Linked DNA regions of Homo sapiens: region 1 is linked to region 2. The links are chromatin loops, found by intact Hi-C in ENCODE. Cell type or tissue: heart right ventricle. All regions are shown on one strand.

Evidence for each region. Hi-C counts contacts between places; a loop is a spot of excess contacts. Peaks named below come from ENCODE experiments on the same cell type or tissue, not always from the same donor. Only the 100,000 strongest peaks of a DNase experiment are listed, where the experiment ranks them.
Region 1: a loop joins it to region 2, with 2.4 times the contacts of the local background. A loop is called at or near these places in 4 of 110 quality-filtered maps.

Annotation. Positions count from the first base shown.
Region 1 is chr5:123,693,583-123,701,582 of GRCh38, reverse strand. No RefSeq gene overlaps it. Among named protein-coding and RNA genes, the nearest start is that of CSNK1G3, 190 kb to the right of the region's middle. In heart right ventricle, no CTCF peak of the experiment used is centred here; a DNase peak (open chromatin) is centred at 4,472; H3K27ac peaks cover 3,305 bases.
Region 2 is chr5:123,921,636-123,929,635 of GRCh38, reverse strand. No RefSeq gene overlaps it. Among named protein-coding and RNA genes, the nearest start is that of CSNK1G3, 410 kb to the right of the region's middle. In heart right ventricle, no CTCF peak of the experiment used is centred here; no DNase peak of the experiment used is centred here.

The DNA of each region.
Region 1 (8,000 bases), 230 kb after region 2:
AGAGGCGAAACCAGCGAATCTCTCCTACATGGGAAAACTTTGTCTTATGGGGAATTTTCAGGCACAAAAATAACCCATGTGACAAATAAAGATGATAGAAACAGGTAGCAAAATCCTACAACGGGCAAGAATGCATCTGGTGTCATCTGTGACACCAAATTTCAGATTCTCTCTCACGTAGAAAAAGAGTGGGCTTCAGCCACAGGGTGGAGGGACTGCCCATTGAAAACTACATATGGTACCTCTAAAATGGTATACTGTCCCCACTGTTTTTTTAGAACAACTAGACCTGAAAATCTGTTCTGAATGGAATAATCCCCTTAAGATCTGTGTTTGGTTCCTCCCTTACTGAACAGCATCATCTCTCCGCTCTCCTTTCTACAATGTAGTGATGAATAAACTAAGTGCAAGAAAACCGCACTAATATGAGTGGAATCAAATAGATCAGGCAGGCACAATGGCTATGTTTCAGGAGGCTGGATAATTCAGGATTAAAATATGTGCCTCTGTATGCCAAGATGCAATGAGCATCCCAGCCATTTCATTCAGCAAATCAAATAGTCTCTCTTTCTCAAAGACGACCATGTTGTGGAGCAAATACATTTAGGACCAGTGTTACCGGAAGCAAAAGAATGTTTTTCCTAAGTGCCAGAAAACAGGCGATTTAGACATAAGCAAACAGCCCAAAGAACCTGCCTGACTCTTCCCTGGCAGAGGAGAGCCACAAATAAGGCAATAACATTTCAGTTTCATGAGTCAGATGCTAGAGAATGAAAAGATTTCCTCTTTCTGCTGTGGGTCATTGTGGGGATGACTTCAAGAGATATCACCATGGAGTTCACACAGCACAACAAGCACAACAATGGAAACTTGGAATGGCAGCATTGCCTGCTCTCTAACGTGCCAAATCCCTTATGTTAGCTCTTATACACATGCTATTTGCTTAGAGTATTATTTTTTTCCTCCTCATCTCTGCAATTTTGATAATAGTTTCTTTCCCATAAGTTTCTTATCTGACTGCAGAATCTAGTGGCCTTATAAGAATAATTGAAGAAACGTAAAGCCTCTCATTACCAACCAGAGAGCCTTAAATACATGTACCATAAATGTTTGTGGAATCAAACTTTGCTTAATCAACATCTGTTTGAGGCAAATAAATGTAAAAGTTATTCATTAGGGTCCAGGTCATCTCCACTATTTGAATTTGGGTAAGATTTGCTCCTGCTGTAGTCCAAAGGAGAAGTTATATTCATGAATATTTAATTAGTGCCACCTTTTAGAAAAAAAAAAAAAAACTAAAAGGAGAGCAAATAGCAGCTGCTTTCTAAAACCTTACTCTTTCTTGCATCCTCAACCTCCAATAAGAATTCTATCCAACCATGCTGCATATACAGATGTTTTAACTTTCCTCCCTGTGGCAACAATTGTAGAGTTTGTCTTACAACTCCAGCCCAACTCTTTTGGAATATACTCCACTGACAATTAGGGCAGGAAAGCTTAGGGCTCCCAGGCACTGGCATAGCTTGGGCTCCTTCCATGACCCAGTCTCTACCAAGTAGACACACCCACATGTGATTTGGAAGGCCAGAGGCAGAGCCTCGGCTTGTGCTGCTTCTTTCTGTTGATGAGCACAGCCATGGAAGATATTAATTTCTCTGTTGCAGTAATAATCAAGGACCCAGGGTCGAGTCCTTAGTATGGTGCCACACTGGACCCAGTAAGCCTTTCCTGGGGCCAGAAGAGGAGGACTGAGCAGAAGGCAAGAGAGAAAATATCCAGACTCAAGGTTCCTGACTCACAGCTCAGAAGGAAAAATAAAAACTTGTGGAGGGAGAGACAGCCAGATAGCTGAGGCCTGAATTGCTAAATAGTAAGGCTAGTGCCCTTCTCTCCTAACCTAGGCAGACAGCAACCCTTTTAGAAAAGTCTCACATCTGTGGATATGAACAGACACTTCTCAAAAGAAAACATTTATGCGGCCCAGAAACACAAGAAAAAAGGCTCACATCATCACTGGTCATTAGAGAAATGCAAATCACAACCACAATGAGATACCATCTCACACCAGTTGGAATAGTGATTATTAAAAAGTCAGGAAACAACAGATGCTGGTGAGGATATGGAGAAATAGGAATGCTTTTACACTGTTGGTGGGAGTGTAAATTAGTTCAACCATTGTGGAAGATAGTGTGGCAATTCCTCAAGGACCTAGAACCAGAAATACCATTTGACCCAGCAGTCCCATTACTGGGTATATACCCAAAGGATTATAAATCATTCTACTATAAAGACACTTGCACACGTATGTTTATTGCAGCACTATTTACAATATCAAAGACTTGGAACCAACCCAAATGCCCATCAATGATGGACTGGATAAAGAAAATATGGCACATATACACTGTGGAATACTATGCAGCCATAAAAAAGGAATGATATCATGTCCTTTGAAGGGATATGGGTGAAGCTGGAAGCCATCATTCTCAGCAAACTGACACAGGAACAGAAAACCAAACACTGCATGTTCTCACTCATAAGTGGGAGATGAACAGTGAGAACACGTGGACACAGGAAGGGGAATATCACACACCGGGGCCTGTCAGGGAGGTGAGGGCAGGGGGAGGGAGACCATTAGGACAAATGCCTAATGCATGCAGGGCTTAAAGCCTAGATGATGGGTTGATGGATGCAGCAAACCACCATGGCACACGCATATCTTTGTAACAAACCTGCACGTTCTGTACATGTATCCCAGAACTTAAAGTAAAATAAAATAAAATAAAATAAGAAAATTCCCACATTTAACGTGATGCTGTATTCAACATGAGAGAGATGGAGTAAGTGATAGCTGAGGGCAGATGAGTGTCAAGACAACTATGTAGGGTTCCACTCCAGAATTATATATAAAGAACAATCAAGAATTCTTAGTATCCCACCTTCAACAACAACTAGAGGGGGCAGAAATATTATGGGAGGTGTGAACAGGTAGATATATGAGGTCAGGAGGAGGTAGCTGCAAAGTTCAGAGCTTTTGCAATTAGAGGCAAAAGCCAATTGCCAACATGCACCACACCTCGGTGGATACCAGCGCAGGATGTTCAGGGAACAGGTACACCACGGAACATCACTGCAGGTAACAGAGTGACAGACTGATGCCTAAGTCCAAGCAGGACAAGAACAGATGAATAATACATAAGCTGTCCTGTGAAAATAGACTACTCCCGAGTGGTAGAAAAAGGACACAAGAGAGGCATAAAGAAAATACAGAAGACTGAGAATGTATGCAAAAGTAGCTGAGATAGAAATCAGACTACGATTGTAATAATATTTTAATTTCACTGAAAAGGCACTGATTGGACTGAAAATACTGGAATTACAAAAAAAGAATAAGTTGTCTGGTCAAGACAGTGACTGGGAGAGTAGAGGACAAAATGGAATTATAAAAAATTACAATTAAAGAAAATAAAATTACTTTAAAAAAACACACATCAATCGTTATGTGTAAATTTTGACCCTACTCTCACAGATAGAATTTATTAGTGTTTACCATGTGCCAGTCACAGCTCTAATTAAATATAATGAATATTATGTCATCTTGGTATAGTCTAATTATCTTCATTTCACAGGTAAGGAAACTCAGTCTCACAACTATTAAACAACTTGCCCAAGGATGAACAAAATTATCTATATGATAAAGATATGATAAAGTCATATCTATAGCCAAGCAGTTGCACAAATTATTCCCAATGACTAATCAGTCACTTCAGATGTTTTCTTTCTTCCTCATCCATTTGATAGATACTACAGAGACAGATAGTAATGACCGCACTTTGCACTGTGGGTAGGAAGGGAAGAAGAAAATGCGTCTCCCCAAAGCTGAGATTTTCTTCCCATAACTAGAGTTTGCTTTCCTTGCCTTTTTCTTAACAATATTTCCAACTTCATGAAAATAAAGACTAAGAACAAAAATCAAGGTGTTTGGACATGGAATAGATGGTTGTTGCTATATATTAGACGTGACCCATATCCTCTTCTGGGATTCAAATCACTTATTCTGTCATTAATTTACCAAAAGAAAAGGACCGGCTGTCAGATATTCTTCATCTCTAAGACTTCAAGAAAGAATTATAAAATCAATGTTTACATTATTTTTAAAATTCTAATGTAACATAATTTTAGTGTGGCATAAGATTTAACATAAAATAACTTGCCTATGGCATTTCCTTGTTCTGCCATCCCTTGGGACTAAGCCTGGATGCATTGTTTTGCAATGTTCAAAATTGCAGTCCTCCTTTGCTCACAGCACTTGTAACAGACCAAACAGGCTTATAGCATTCTGGACTCGCTCTGCCCAGCCCTGTCATCCAGATTCCATTCTCTTTCTCTTTGCCCATCAGGCCATCCCGGAAGCTGAGGAGGAGGGTGTGGGTGCCAGCTGTCAGTTCTGAGTTGGAGAGCTGGAGCCAACCCAGGCCCAACTGGGAGCCCAGAAACCGAGCTACCCCAGCCAAGCAGTGCCTGCTTACTTTGCTGAGAGCTTGCAGGGTGCAGTCACTGAACATGTTCTGGATGGTTGTCTTCATAACTCGTGCTGTCATTGTCAGACTGCTGAGCTGGGAACTTTTCCCAGAGGATCAGCAGCATATTTCACTCCAGCTTATGTGCTTCTTTCTGCATCTATTTTTGTATTCAAAACACAGCAATTCTTAGCATGTCCTGTTTGCTTTTGTATACACCCATTATGGAGCCCAAAATATAATAAGCACTCGCTAAATACTTATTGAATAGATGAATGAATAAATGGTAGAATTAATCAGGAACTCAAGGATAACCATGTAAAAATAGATTTAATTTAAAAGCAAGCTTTTTAGCCAGGCCCAGTGGCTCATGCCTGTAATCTCAACCATTTGGGAGGCCAAGACAGGAAGACCGCTTGAGCCCAAGAACTAGAGACCAGCCTGGGCAACATAATGAGACTCCAATTCTACAAAAAAAATAAAATAAATTAGCTGGGCATTTTGACACATGCCTGTATTCCCAGCTACCCATGAGGCTGAGATGGGAGAATTGTTCAAGCTGGGGAGATCAAGGCAGCAGTGAGCCATGACCACACCACTGCACTCCAGCCTGGTGACAGAGCAAGATTGTGTCTCAAAAAATAATAATAAAGCCAGGCACGGTGGCTCATGCCTGTAATCCCAGTACTTTCGGAGGCTGAGGCTGGTACATCGCTTGAGGTCAGGAGTTCGAGACCAGCCTGACCAATATGGTGAAACCCTGTCTCTACTAAAAATACAAAAATTAGCCGGGCGTGGTGGCAGTCACCTGTAATCTCAGCTACTTGGGAGGCTGAGGCAGGAGGATCGCTTGAACCCGGGAAGCAGAGGTTGCAGTGAGCCGAGATTGCACCATTGCACTCCAGCCTGGGCGTCGCAGTGAGACTCCATCTCAAAAATAATAATAATAATAATATTTTTTAAAGCAGCTTTTCTTGAATCTGGCATTGCTGTCCGGATACCAGGGTTCCCAGTGTGGATTCTTGGTGCTTCTCTAACTTTAACATGCATAAGAATCACCTAAAGATCTTGTTGTAATGCAGGTTTTGATTCTTTAGGTCTACGATTGGGCTTGAGTTTCTGCATGTCTGAAAAGCTCCCAGGTGATGCTCTTTACTCAGACAACATTTTCAGTAGCAATGTCCTAATCAATTAATTGATCCCACCGTCATTAGAATCTTAGTGAACTTCTGCGGTCAGGCAAACTTATCCATGGTTAATAAAACAACATGTATGTTTTATATCATAATAAGCAAGAAATAAACACAAAATCAAGATTTCATCAGCAAAGGAATAAATTTGGCTGATATAAAGGACTGGACAATTTCTCTAGTAATTTAAAAGGAGTGTTTACATGAAAAGTTTTCTCACTCCTATACCTCAGAATGAATTTCAAAACTTTCTATAAAGTGAATGAAGTGTTGCCACTTTTGAGTCATGGCTTAAATTCACTCAAGATTGTGAATTTAAGATTCACTGCATTCACTTTATAGAAAGTGGATTTAAATTCATTCAAATCTTCAGTTATGAAATATATTCAAACCAAGGTGTAGTTCTTCCAAACTGCCTCACTAACTTCACTCTCATGAGAAATGGAAAAAAAAAAAATAGTGAAAACCTGATCATCAGCTCACTTGACAGTTAATTTTATGTGGCAACTTGACTGGGCCACCAGATAGATGCTTAGATATCTGATTCAACATTATTTCTGGATGTGTCTGTAAAGATGTTTCTGGAAGTGTCTGTAAAGATGTTTCTGGAAAAGATTCGCATTTTAATTGATGGACTGAGTAAGGTAGATAGCCACTCCCCAGTGTGGGTGGCATCATTCAGTCTGCTGAGGGCCTAAATAGAACAAAAAGGTGGAGAAAAGTTGTATTTGCCCTCCCTCTGCCTTATTGCTTGAGTTGGAACATCAGTCTTCCATCCTCAGTGCCCCCGGTTCTCAGGTTTTCAGACTCAGACTTGGAATCTACACCATTGGCTCTCCAGCTCTCAGGCCTTCAGGCTACAACACTGGCCTTCCTGGGTCTCCAGCTTACAGACACCACATCATGGGACTTATCAGGCTCCATAATCATGTGCCTATACTTTATCATAAATCTCTTTCTAGATTATATATATAAAACATAGAATAAACATATATATACCAATAACATATACACATACACGCACACACTGATTATCTGGAGAACCCTGACTAATATACCAGAAGAGTTTTTAAATGTTGACATTTGTTGTTGACAAGAAGGAGAAAGTAGAGAGTAAAATGGAACTTAAATTAACAGAGTAAATTACAGATGAAGTAGATTGTAGTTTTCCAGAAACTGAAGCCTTTGGAGATAGAATGGAAAGAGACAAGATATTCCTCTGAGTAATGCAAAGCATGATTTTGGAGGAAAATATTCATTTATTTACAGTGGCTTTAGGTCACAGATTGGTATGTAGTGGCTTCTACAAATTAAATAATTACAGGAAAATCTCTCCCTTAAACTTTATGTTTTAGAAACAAATATTTTAAATAGTGGCCATGTTTAACCTGGGGGTTAATATGCAAGCTAAAATCACGATAGGACCTCACTAATAAATACATAACCTAAAATGCAGAGAACTGAGTTGCTCATACTCCCAAGTTTATAACACAGTCATTAATTATTCATATAAGCATCCTCTTTTGCTTCTATTTTTCTTCCTTTTGCCTCAATCTGCACTGCCAATCTCTTCCTAGACCTGTAGGAAATAACTATTGTGTTTCGCATTTTTCCTGGATATGTAGGTATATTTCAAATATGGTACTATTTTGTTGTGTGTTTATGTTTTAAATTTGCCCAAGTAAATGATGTTATAGAACTTGTTACCTTACTTTTTCCTCTGAACATTATGTTTGAAAGATTCATCCACATAACTCTATTTCTAATAGAGATAGAGTTTTGTTTCCTCTGTGAGCATCCCCAATATTTTTCACCCATCTGGTTCCCTAGATACAGTTGCATAGGTTGTCTACAATGCCCTGTTGTACAAATAATGCTTAATCAAATACACATGCCTCCTTAAGGACCAGAACACAAATTCCACAGGATGAGCAGGAGACCTGTGTATACTAAACTAAACTAAAACAACTAAACTAAATATCTCCAGATTACTCTCCAAATTAGCCCTTTGAGTCTGTAGTCTCTGCTTCACATGTTTCTGTATTGGTTCCCTATTTTTTTCTAAGGTTTTGTGGGCTTAGGGGGATTTTTTGTATTCTAGTTATCAATCTCTTCTCAGTTTTTGACTTCTCAAATAATTCCTCCTCACCAGGCATGCTTGCTCAGGCCTCTGATCCCAGCACTTTGGGAAGCCAAGGCAAAGGTAGGAGAATTTCTTGAGGCCAAAAGTTCAAGGCCAGCCTCAGCAACAAAGCGAGACCCTGTCTCTATTTTTTAAATAAGAATAATTTCT
Region 2 (8,000 bases):
ACTTTGTTTTAGTCTCCACCATTGTACAATAGTGGCTGTCTTGTTGTGCTAAGTCAGTACGTAACTGAGGGTCACAAAATCTGATAAGCCAGTTTATCAATCTGGGTGGTGCCAGTTGATCCATCAAGGGTGGGGTTTACAAGCACTGATCTTATTTAAGCACTGATCTTGAAAGCAGTTTAGGGAGGGTCAATATCTTGTAGCCTCTAGCTGTATGACTCCTAGACCATGGTTTCTAATCTTGTGGCTAATTTCTTGGTCTGGTCCTAGGCAAGAGGGAAATATATCTTAAGAAGGGGCTGTTATCTTCTTTGTTTTTGACTGGCAACTGTAAACCAGGCTCCTCCCAAATTTGGTTCCGCCTGTGCCCAAGGATGGGAAAGGAAACCTTGGTGGCTGGAAATAAAATGAAGTTGTTTGAGTCAGATCTCTTTCACTTTCTCAGTCACAATTTTGCAATGACAGTTTCAAAAGCTGTTTATCACCCCTTTGAAAATACCTCATACACTTGCAGTTAAGTCATAACCTAATTAAGGCTTGTTGGTTTCACCTGTGAGGTACTTGTTGTGACATTCAAAAGCCAAAAATCTTAACTGCTTGTCATGGCTAGAGTCAAGTAATAAGGATTTAAAGGAAATTTCTTAAAGAGCATTCAGCTTAATTAAAAGTAGATATTCAAGTTATAGGTATATTTAAAAGGTCTTCATGTTTTTCTCTTCTTGGATCTTGTTTTCTGGAAAAGGGCTTTTTGTTGTTGTTGTTCTCAGTCAACTGAATTATTTTTTCTCCATTTTTTTGTCTCGCCACTCTTAACGCACATATGAGAGGCCCTAAGATAACTTCTGGTAGCATGAGACTCCTTGGGAAAAACAGAGGAGGTGGCACAGACCATGTGTTGGGAAAAAAACCTCTGTTTTTCTCATGAAACCCCAGGAATTGAAAGCATATAGCTCCCTCTCAGAATCAAAGGCTCTTTTCTGTTTTGCATTGTGTTTTCCGACTGTTTTGAGTTTTGGGGGTATCCAATTACTTCACATTAAGAGAGAGCTTTGGTGTGTAATAACTAGGCAGGAAATGCACTTTAAGGGATACTTAATAGTAGTTATAAATCAGAGAAGCATGTTCTTGACCACCTGAAAGACATAGAAACATCACCACCTGCCACTGAGAGATTAGACTCCCATGGGGTATAGGATGATTACAAAATAAGCCGATAGGCTTTGGGTTGCCTTGCAATGAAATACATGGTAGAAAGTAGAAGCACTGCACTGTCTTCTGCCATAGCATCTTCCTCCTTTTGAGGATCTAAAATCAGTATAAAATGGCACCCTTAATTTTAGAGATCTGTCTTTGCTTTAAGCTGTGTCTGCTTATTAGGCCCTAAAAATGCACGCTACCTGGCCCTGTTCCTCCAAGGGCTCCACCCTAAAGCCAATAATACAATTAAGAAACTGGCAAGTGAAAAATCTTATACAAGTGCTGAATCTTTTTTTCTTTTGTGTGTGTGTTTATAGATATAGATATAGATATATAGATATAGATATAGATGTATGTATATATGTGTTGTGCGTTATGTCTATGAAAAGAGCTCTAATTGATTGGCTTAAAGAAAAATAAGTGCTTAAATCAAATTTTTTTAGTTCATGTGACTTTAATCACTAAGAAATAGAAATAGTCTTAAGAATTATTGGTAAAATGCAAGTGTCATCAAAATGCAAATAGGTGATCTAAATCATACAACTTAGATACTAGGTTTGCTAAAGATTCCAAGGTTGTATACTGTCTTCTTTAAAGGTAGGTAAGGCCTGGGACATGTGGAGCTAGACACTGGAGCGGGTCAGACCTTACTTGTACTTCTGTCTGGGTCCTAAGCTTCATACTTGCTACGTATTTAAAATCATTTACTAACCAGGTTTTTCACCAAAAGTAAAAGTTGCTAAGAGTTACAGTGCAACATGTATTTGAGATCACTAAACAGTGTTATATGCAAGGCATATAAAAACAGTAAAATGTGTCTTATAGTAAAAGAATATAAGAAAGCATGGAAATGTAAATTTTGCCCAGGGATGAAGGATTATCTTAAATTTGATATGATGAAGCTAAAAAGTTGTGGAAAGATTGTAAAAATTAATCTTGCCAAAAATGTGTAAACATTAAATTCAAAAGGGTATTATATGGTCTTTCCATAAACTGAGCATTAAAGTAAAAGCACAGCAAGGTTGTCTTAAGACACTAATCTGCCCTTTAGCAAAAGGGGTTATAAAGTGTTTGTAAAGATTTTACCTCATGGTCAAATTGGTTAAGAATAGATGGAATCGTCTATAAGGTTTCATTTAACCAAATTGGGGTTAACATTAGTAAACTAATGCAAGGGTAAAATTTGGCTTTGAACAGGATTTTTGTGTAATAATAAAGGCTAATAAGAGGTCTTTGCCTTTTGAGTCATCATTTTGGCAAAATAAATAATTTGTGACAATTTGGATTTCTATTTCATAACACGAAGTGTTTTAAACCTCCAACATTTAACAGGCATCCTAAAATCAAACTTCAAGTTTCAAAATTGTCTTTCCTGATGCCTGGCTTTCTGGATGGTTCAAGGGGTCCCTGAAACATTCAGAAAAGAGGTGAATGGGATTATTCAACATGTTTAGTCACATGAGATTGCCAAAGTATGTCCAATCTTCTTTAAGTTTTATTTTGGTGAATAATACTAATATATGTTCCAAAATTGTATGGATTTCTAAAATTCTAATGTCTGAGTATTTACTACAATCATAATTAAGGGTGAAGTTATTGTAAACCACGGAGATAACTAAACTTCGTCAGTCATGTTTTTAGCTATAACTGCCCAGTAAACTTTGTCATTTGTAGACCATTGTTGTCTTGCTTTGTTCCTTCTGAAAAGATAATAAAGCTATATTAGGACTTTAACAGGTTGTTAATAGCTTTGAAGGTTGTAACATTGGGATAGAGAAAGAATGTATGGGACTCATGAAGAACTGAAATATTTACAACCATCAAGCAAAACAAGTGTTAACTAAATGGACTACATGCAGAAAGTTAAAGCAACCTTTTTGACTCTTACTTGGAATATTGCTGATCCTTGTTTTGTTTTTCAGAGTCAAGAAAATTTATTTTGAACTACTTATGGCCTTCAATAATTGAGTAAGGTATACTCCTGTGAACAAATTGGAGCATGTTTGTTTCTCTCTGCCTAGTTCCTCTAGAATTTGGAAACTGTCAGTGAGCACTTTAACTTATGGCAATATAGTTGTTTGCATCAGTGGAATAAGAATCTATTTTCCTTCTTCAACAGGACACAATTAGAAAAACTGGTTATTTTAGCAAGTCTTTGACTGCAAGGGTGTGTTTCCCTTTGAGGAATCAAGCTTGACACTCAGAGCCAATAAAAGTCCCCTGGGGAGAACTGGCCTCATACCTCGGCTACACAGTCCCTGCATGGGATTAGAATCCCAAGGGTCCCCAGTCACAGAACAAGCCTACACCCACCCAATAACACTCCTGAAAGCCTAAAGACGGCCATGGGAGAGGTGCGTTGAAGCCTATTGGTGGAACAGGAGAGTTGAGGGGAAATTCCTCCACATTACTATAAGAATTCGCTGCTATGGGCTGAAGGCAGAAAGTAGAGCTAGAAAACTAAGAGAACTCCTCCCTGACCAGGCACCCCACACATTCACAGAACACCCAGCAATAGCCCGCTGAAGGTTGAGGGCAGGCAGAAGAAGGAGTGAAGTCTCTCAAAGGCATGCTGCACCTTCACTGATGCTGAAGCATCAGTGCTGAATGCTGGGTCAGAGGAGCCAGGTTGACAGAGTCTTTCAGGACCCAAAAAGCTAGGAAGGACTGCACAGGAAAACAACAAAAACAAAAACAAGACAACTCCCCAGTGATCCATAAAGTTGTCAATCAGCTTATAAAACAGAAAGAGATCTGGCATTTAGAATGCAAAGCATAAAGAGATACCTAAAATCTAGCTAGTGCTCAGATCCCAGGCACTGCAGGAAAAAATAAGTGCTGATTCCACACTCAAACCATTTAAGGTCAATAATAAACTAAATTTAACTAAAGCTGTAACACAACCCCAACTGAGCTTAACTGCAGATTAGTAGCATTCAGCCCTCCACAGTGGCAACATGACCAACGAGGTATGCCCTTTTCAGGGGGTTAATAATACTTACTGGTTGGCATATGTCAAAATGTATCATAAAACTAGTAACTGGCATATGATCAAATATTATGAAACCTGTGAAGAATCAAGAAAATGTTAACACATGGTAAACAGAGGAATATAGTCCCAAGAAGGAGGTGGCAAAATGGCCCAAATAGTTACATTAACAGAAAGAGATTTCAAAATTATCGTGATAAAATTAAGCAAAAGAGTTGTAAAAAAATTACAAATGAAAACCTTATGAGTCAAAAAAGAAATCTGAAGAGAAAGTTAAAAATATTTTGAATTGAATGAAAACAAAACCACTACATATAAATATATATAGGATGAAGCTTTAGCAGTGATTAGAAGAAACTTTATGACTTTAAATAGTTAACTTAGATGAACAAGAGAACTCAATGATGTAATTTCCATCTTAAACTAGAAAAAGAAGAGCAGAACAAACCCAAACTTAGTGGAAAGAAGTCAATAACTCTGAGCAAAAATCAGTGAAATAAAAAACAGAAAAGCAAAAGAGAAAAATCTATGAATCTAAAAGCTGATTCTTTAAAAAGATCAATAAAAATCATAAATTTCTAGCAAGACTGACCAAGGATAAAAAGACAGAAGATTCAAATTACTAGTATCAGGAATGAAAGAGGGAATATCACATAGATCTTACATATATTTAAAAAGATATTAAGGGAATGTTATAAATATGCATATGCCCATCAGTGAAATGGACAAATCTCTGTAAAGATATACAGTACCAAACTTCACTTAAAAATAGCCTTGATAGCTCTGCATATATTAAAGATACGAAATTCACAAAGAAAACTCCATGGCCAGTTGGATTTACTAGTGAATTCTACATTTAAGGAAAAAACAATGATGGTTCTCCACAAAATTTTCCAGAAAATTAAAGAGCAAGAAGCACTTTCCAACTCATTTTATGAGGTCAGCATTACCTTCTTACCAAAACCAAATATTATAAGTAAAGGAAATTACACACCAATATCTCTCATAAACATATACATATTTTAATAAAACTTATAAAAATAAATCCAACAACATATAACAAAAGTGACATAACACAAATGAATGAGATCTTTTCCAAGATAAAAAAAAATTGCTCAATATTTGAAATCAAATCAATGTAATTTATTATATCAACCATGCTAAAAACCATATGATTATCTCAATCGATGTAGAAAATAGTATTTTGCATAATTCACCTCCACCTTATGTTAAAAGTCTGTCTGCAAATTAGGAATATAAACTATTTCCTCAACTTGAATGAAATCACGTCCTTTACAGCAACATGGATGGAGCTAGAGGCCATTATCCTAAATGAACTAATTTGGAAACAGAAAATCAAATTTCATGTTTTCACCTTTAAGTGGGAGCTAAACAATAAGTATGCAAAAACAGAAAGATGGAAATAGTAGACACTAGGGACTCCAAAAGTGGAGAAGATGGGAGGGGATTGAGAGCCGAAAAATTACGTGTTGGGTACAATATTCAATACATGGGTGATGAGTACAAAAGAAGCCCAATCTCTACCATTATGCAATATACCCATGGAAGAAACATGTGCATGTATCCTCTGAATCTAAAATAAATAAATAAATAAATAAATAATACTTCTTCAACTTGATACAAGTAATGTACAAATATCCAATAGCTAACAATCATACTTCAAGGTAAAAAACTGAATTATTTCTCTTTTAGATCAGGAATAAAACAAGAACTTTCTTAGCATATCTATTCCATTTTGTCATGATAGTCCTACAAATGTAATAGGAAAGAAAAATAAATACAAAGCATTCATATTAGAAAGAAGTAATTAAATCACTATTTATACATAGACAACATGAACATTTGTGTAGAAAGTTCCAAATAACCAAATAACCTATAATTTTTTTCCAAAGTCAGCAAGTAAAATTAGCAAACTTGCAAGATTCAAAGTTAATGTACAAATATTTTTGTGTTTCTATATACCATGAACAAAAAACTTAGGAATTGATATCAAAAAGTAGATCGATATAATTTAATATTGTATCAAAATATGAAGCACTTAGAAATAAGTCTAGCAAAATATGTGCAAGATTTGCATACTAAGACATGTAAAATATCACTGAATAATCTTAAAGAAGACCTAAATAAATGGAAAAACACACCATATTCATGGATTTAAGACTAAAACTTTTTAAGATGTTATTTCTCCACAAATTGGGCTATAGCTTTAATGCAATCCAAATTTAAAAAAATACACTAATAGCTTTAATGCACGTGAAATCCCAGTCATTCTAAAATGTAAATGTAAATGAAATAATTTAGTATAAACAAAATGTTGAAAAGGAAGTAGGAAGCTGGAAACTCACACTACCTAATATTAAGGTTTTATATAAAGCTATAGTAATCAAGAAAGCATCCTATTGTAAAACAATAAATACACAGTTAATATACATAAATAACACACAATCAATAAAACATAATCAAAACTCCAGAAATAGACACACACATATATATTGGAAATTTATTTTTGACAAACGAAATAAGATAATGTAATAGGGAATGAATAGTTTTTCAACAAATGGTCTTAAAATCATTGGACATCCATATGCAGAAATAAATGTATTTTGACCCATACCTTACATCTTATACAAAAATTAACTCAAAAGGGATCACAGGCCAGAACAGGATATAAATAGGATGTTTAGGTATATCACAGTCAACGTGCTGTGAAACTAAAGATAAACAGAAAAAAATAATGTCTTAAAAGCCTTCAGAAAAAAATAGATACATTACCTACTGGTGAACTACAGTCAGAATAATAAACTTATGAGCAACAACATAAGCCAAAAGACAATAGAAAGATATCTACAAGTGTCAAGAAATGTCAAATATAACTCTATGTCTAGAAAAATAATCCTTTAAAAATGAATTCAAAATATAAATATTTAGAGACAAATCCTGAGAAAATTTCTCTCTGGTATACTGCACCACAGAAAATGCTTAAAATGTACTTCAGGCTGAAGAGAAATATTATCTAATTAAAACTTAGATCTAATTAAAACCTAGATCTGTAGAAAGAAATGTGGTAAATATAAGAATGCAAATGTATTTTTAACATATATACCATGGGATACTAAGCCGCCAAAAATGAAGAACAAGCTCATGTTCTTTGCAGGAACATGGATGGCACTGGAGGACATTATCCTTAGCAAACTAATACAGGAACAGAAAACCAAATCCTGCATGTTTTCAGTTATAACGGGGAGGTAAATGGACAGAAAGAGGGGAAGAACAAACACCAGAGCCTGAAGATAGAGGGTGGGAGGAGACAGAAGTTCAGAAAAAAAAACCAAAAACATCTCCAGTAATATGGTTAGTACCCGAGTTATAAAATAATCTGTACACCAACCCCCAACTCATGAGTTTACCTGTATAACAAACATGGACATGTACCCCTGAACCTAAAATTAAAATATTAAATTAATTAAAAAACACTTTAATTATAAAAGAAAAGGAAGTGAAAAACCAAGTTCTCAAAAAGTTCATGGAAAATAAAATTAAAATATAAAATTAACATATACACTTTATTTCTCAACATAAACTCCTTCAAAAGCAAGACACTTTTGTAAGCAATAATACCAGGCATTCAGTCCATCCCTAAAGAAATGAGGGATGTAGAAATGTAACCATGTTAACACAGTCTTCTTTACATTATTAACTGAAGAAAAAAAATGGGTGCCAAAGACAAATATTTTTTAGGATTAGGAAACAAAAAGAAGTCAGAAGGAGCCAAATCAGGGCTGTTAGGTAGATG